Regions from separate parts of the Mus musculus genome. Here region 2 is linked to region 1. The links are chromatin loops, found by intact Hi-C in ENCODE. Cell type or tissue: heart. All regions are shown on one strand.

Region 1 (2,500 bases):
TGAATCCTGCCAAGGGACATGAAGTTTTCCTTGATTTCTAAGGCTGACTTCCCACCCCTGCCATTTATGGGCCTCCTCTCCAATTGCCAGCTACCAGTTAGGATGTGTGCAAGGAACAGAAGGTAAATTTAAGAAAAAAAAAAAAAGCTAAATGCAAACTAGATGCAAGAATACATATGCATTGCTAAGAAGCCTATATTATACTTTATCACAACCTGGTTCTTCTCAATATTACAGATAACAGAATTGACTCAGATTGTTTCAAGCCTCAACTTCAACAATATTGTCCTTTTGGGTTTTAACACCTGCTCATTCATTCATCTTTGTTATCTTTGCGGGGGGAATGGTAGTGGTGGTGGTGAAGATGACTATAGAGTGTATATATAGTCTTGGGACTGAACCACCAGGAATCTCCTGTCTGACCTAGGTCGTCCGATTCCTCAGAAAGGAACCCAGTAGAAAGCGCAGGGCTGCCATTTTAACACGAATCCGGCACGTGGCCGGTGCCACCTCCTTCTTCAACCAGCCTCGCGTGCCCAAGAACGCGTGGAAGTTTGAGACCTTGATGTTGAACCCCGGCCCCGAGTCACTGATAACTGAGGGAGGCATCAGCCTTGGCCCCCGTAACCCGTCAGTCCCAGGAACCCCACATTCCAGCGCCACTTTCGCGATCCAAGCGCCTGGTCCTCCTCGTCCGGCCGCCGGGGCTTCCGGGGGCTCCGGGCTCTCGGCAGCGGCCAGGCCCGAGCGGCCCGGCGGGCGGGGGAGGGGCGCGGCGGCCGGGAGCGTGCGCGCGCACCTCACACTCCGCCGCCCGGGGACGCCCACTCGCGAGTCGGGGCGGCTAGCCGGGCCCGCGCCCCCCACGGCCGAGCCGCTCGGCCCAACCGGTGTCGGCCGCGCAGCCGCTCTGTTCTCCTCCGGCCTCCACAGGCCAGGGACCAGCCCAGGGCCGCGGACCCGCGCCGCAGTCAGCGCGAGCGTGCGAGCCACCCGAGGCCGGGCCCTGCCGGAGCCGCCCTGCGGCCGCGGGAGGCGCGGCTGCTCGCTCGCGCGCGACCGGCCGCCCTCCCTCCCGCCCGCCTCTCCCAGGCGGTGCGAGGAATGAGCCGGCGCCGGCCCCGGGCTGTCGGTCTGAGGGCCGCGGCCCGGCTACCTCGCACGCCGCCACCGAGGCGCAGGGGCTCGGCCGCCGCGGCTGGGCTCGGCCGAGAAGCGGGCGGCGGGGCTAGCTGAGGAGGAGGAGGAGGAGGAGGAGGAGGAGGAAGAGAAGAAGGAGGAGGAGCCGGGTGGGGGCGGCCGCTCGGCTGAGGAGGAAGTTCCGCTCCTGACAGAGCGCGCGGCGGCGCGGGCGCTGTAGTGTTCGGGACGCCGTCGCCCTCGCGGCCTCGGCTGAGGGTCGTCGCTGCTACGCCCGGCGCCGCTGCTTGGAAGCCGCGGAGGCTGCGGAGCGGTGGAGCGGAGGAGGCTCCGGAGGGGACCGAGTGGAACCGACCTACTGCAACTCGTCGTCTTCGCCGGGCGCCTCCCGGGGCGGGCAGCCGCCTCTGAGCATCGCGCCGGGGCGCGGGCATGGCAGAACCCACCTTGCAGCTTCTCTGCGGTGTGGCTCGCCCGATCCACTCTCGGGAATGAAGAGGAGACTCGCGATCATCCGGTGAGGCACCGAGAGCCAAATGGCGAGAAGATCTGACGGGACAGAAACCAACGATCGCTTGGGAGGTCACCCGGGCTTCTGGATGTAATCGGAGAGCGTGAAAGAGGTGGCCTCGTAAATAATAATAATAATAAAAAAGCACAACAATCCTTTGAGAGGAGGGAAATTGAGTTTATTCTTTTTTTTTTTTTGGCCGAGGTTTTGAGAAACGGTTCGATGTGTTGTACGTTTGATATAAGATGAGAACTTTATAAAGTATTCCGTCCAAGAGCCTAAACGATGACTACCCCAGCGCTGCTGCCCCTCTCTGGTCGTAGGATACCACCTTTGAACCTGGGGCCGCCCTCCTTCCCACATCACAGGGCTACCTTGAGACTCTCCGAGAAGTTTATCCTTCTCCTCATCCTTAGTGCCTTCATCACCCTGTGTTTTGGGGCATTCTTCTTCCTTCCAGACTCTTCAAAACACAAACGCTTTGATCTGGGCTTAGAAGATGTGTTAATTCCTCACGTAGATGCCGGCAAAGGAGCTAAAAACCCCGGCGTCTTCCTGATCCATGGACCCGACGAACACAGACACAGGTTCGTTTGTTACTTAAATTATGGTACTTCCTTTTGGGAGAGCAAGGTACAGTTCACTGCTTTCTTGTCTCTCCCCCCTCCCCCTCCTGCCCCTGTGAATGATCAGGGTGTTGAACGTTGTTGGTTCAGAGCTGCCTGGGTAGAACCATACATAGACTGGAAGGACTCCTAGGGTTCCTTGGTTTTTCCCGGCAGAACGAAGTGTTCAGTCAGACTCTTCTGCTGTGGACAGCAGGGAGCGGAGATACAGGGAGTCAGCATG
Region 2 (2,500 bases), 58 kb after region 1:
GTACAAGTTTGCAGTCCCCCAGCAGTGGATGAGTGTTCCCTTCACATCCTCGCCAGCAAGAGCTCTCCTCATTTTATTGATCTTGTCCATTCTGAGATGGAATCTCAGTGTAGTTCTGATTTGCATTTCCCCGATGACTAAGGATATTGAACATTTATTCAAGTGCTTCTCAGCCATTTGAAATTTCTCTTTTGAGAATTCTCTGTTTAGATCTGTACCCCATTTTTTTTTAATTGTTTTTTTTTTCTTGGCATCTAGTATTTTTGAGTTCTTTATATATTTTGGATATTAGTCATTTATTGGGTGTGTAGTTGGTAAAAATCTTTTCCCATTTGTAGGCTGCCACTTTGTTTGAATGATAGCGTCCTTTGCCATACAGAAGCGTTTCGGTTTCAGGAGATTACATTTATTAATTGTTAATTTTAGTGCCTTTGGCATTGGTGTTCCGTTCAGAAGTTCTTTTCCTGTGACAGTAAGTCCAAGACTATTCCCCACTTTCTCTTCCATGAGATTTAGTGTATCTGGCCTCTTATTGAAGAGGTCTGGTCTGTGATCCATTTTAGTTTTATGCAGGATGATGAGTGTGGGTCTCTTTGCATTCTTCTCCGTGCACATGTGCAGCCATTTAGTTTGACCAGCACAAGTTGTTGAGAAGTTATTTTTCACCTTGTATTTCTGGCTTATTTAAAAAAAAAATCAGGTTTCTGTGTTTAGACTTATTTCTGTGTCATTGATCAATATATCTGTTAAACCAACCATTTAACAAGTTAGAAACACCTCATTACAATCAAGAACAAGGCACTGTTTAGCATTTTTCTGGAAGTAGTAACAAATCTAATAAGAATGAGAAATAAAAAGTAATGGATTTTAGGCAAAATTATATATATTATGACTGCCTAATTTAAAGATAACTTAAAATGCAATTATTTAAAAGCTAATGGGTAACTAGTTAAGTTAAGGTAAGAAACAAGTTTGGATTGGAAGGTAAATGCTGGAAGAGTCCCACAGGAAGAAGAGCTCAGGCTGCTACAGAGGAGGCTCAGCTGTCTGCCTCACAGACAGGTTCTCACTGAACAACCTGTGTCAGCACAGAGGCATTCCTAGCCATCACAAGGACATTAAACATGTCTTAAAGGATGAAAATGAAACTTCATTATTAATAATAGAGTCTTATTACACAGAATTCAACTGAAAATTAGTACATATGGTATGAAACAGGAGAATGTTACATAGTCAGAAGTGAAATCTGTCAGGAGAGAAGCAGGCAGAGAACTAGTCTGACCTCCAAGGCCTGGGAGCAGGTTTTGTAAACATGGTGAAGTCTCTAGAGGGAAGTGTAACAATGAGAAGAGTGACCTATAAAAGGGCCCAGATGGAGCTCCTAAAGCTAAATCCATAGGAAGCAAATTCACCTGACAGATTTAACGGTTTTTACTATAGCTTGAAGATCTGTGAATTTGAAAGTAAAGCACTAGAAATCACCAAATAAAATCACAGAAAATGAAAACTAAAACGCACAGGTATGAGGAAGAAACGATCTAGTAGTTTCTTGGGCAGTATCAGATGGTTCAGCGCACATGTGAGGAGCAAGGGGTGGGGCCGGAGCCAGGGAGTGGGATCAAAAACAGAGACACTGGCTCAAAGAAATAATGTCTCAAACCTTACCATATTTGATAAATTCACAGTTCTTGGTATTTCATGAAACTTGGCAAGAGACACAATTTGTCAGAAAAATCAATTTTTAAGAAGTGCCTTGTTTCTCCTCCATTTCCTTCCTTTCCCCACACTGCTCCATGAAATTAAGACAGTTATAGGCAATTAAAAAGCTTAGAAAGTTTGTTTCTAGTAGTCTTCTGTTCCTAGAAACAGAAAAGAAAAAAATTAGTGTATCAATAGAAAAGACGGATCTATACAAAGGAATGCACAGTGAAATGTATTTGAGTAACTATAAAAGTGGTATTTTTCTGTTCCTTTAATTGCTATTTTTTACAGTTTTTCCTAAGTTTTATTTTTCTCAAGAAATTAACTATTCAAAGCAAAAAACCCCAGTAACTTGTAGAGTGTAAAAACCATGAAAAGGAAAGCATGACCACAGCAGCACAAGCTCTGTGTGCAGATGTGGAGTACGGGTGCTGCTAAGTGTATATGAGGCGGCATCTCACCTCAGTGACCATCATAAGCTGAAAATAGCCTACTCAGCAGCATAGCTGACCAGCATAATATATACAGTGTGTATTGTTCACCCTTGTGGCTCTGTAGCTGATTGAGTACTGTAGCTTGCTGCCACTATACGTGACTACATATCCTTAGTGCAGGAAAAGGTCAGAACTCAGAAATGAAGTATGGTTTGTACGAATTCAGATTCTTTTATACTGTCCAAAAGTCAAAAGTCTCATGAATTGAACTTTCAGAAATCATGGACTGTCTGTGCATGGCAGTGTTCTCACGTTACATGTAAAGTGCTACAAGGTAATATGTACTGTATAAATTAATGATACAT

What was found. Peaks named below come from ENCODE experiments on the same cell type or tissue, not always from the same donor. Only the 100,000 strongest peaks of a DNase experiment are listed, where the experiment ranks them.
Region 2: it touches region 1 in a loop (2.0-fold over the local background); 4 of 42 quality-filtered maps call a loop at or near these places.

The regions. Positions count from the first base shown.
Region 1 is chr3:100,684,299-100,686,798 of GRCm38, reverse strand. Man1a2 (mannosidase, alpha, class 1A, member 2) reads left to right here and starts at 1,326. Exons shown (of 13, transcript NM_010763.2): 1 at 1,326-2,238. The coding sequence starts at 1,937. In heart, no CTCF peak of the experiment used is centred here; DNase peaks (open chromatin) are centred at 798 and 1,298; H3K4me3 peaks cover 2,363 bases; H3K27ac peaks cover 2,335 bases.
Region 2 is chr3:100,626,290-100,628,789 of GRCm38, reverse strand. All of the region lies in intron 6 of Man1a2 (mannosidase, alpha, class 1A, member 2), which reads left to right. Among named protein-coding and RNA genes, the nearest start is that of Man1a2, 58 kb to the left of the region's middle. In heart, no CTCF peak of the experiment used is centred here; no DNase peak of the experiment used is centred here.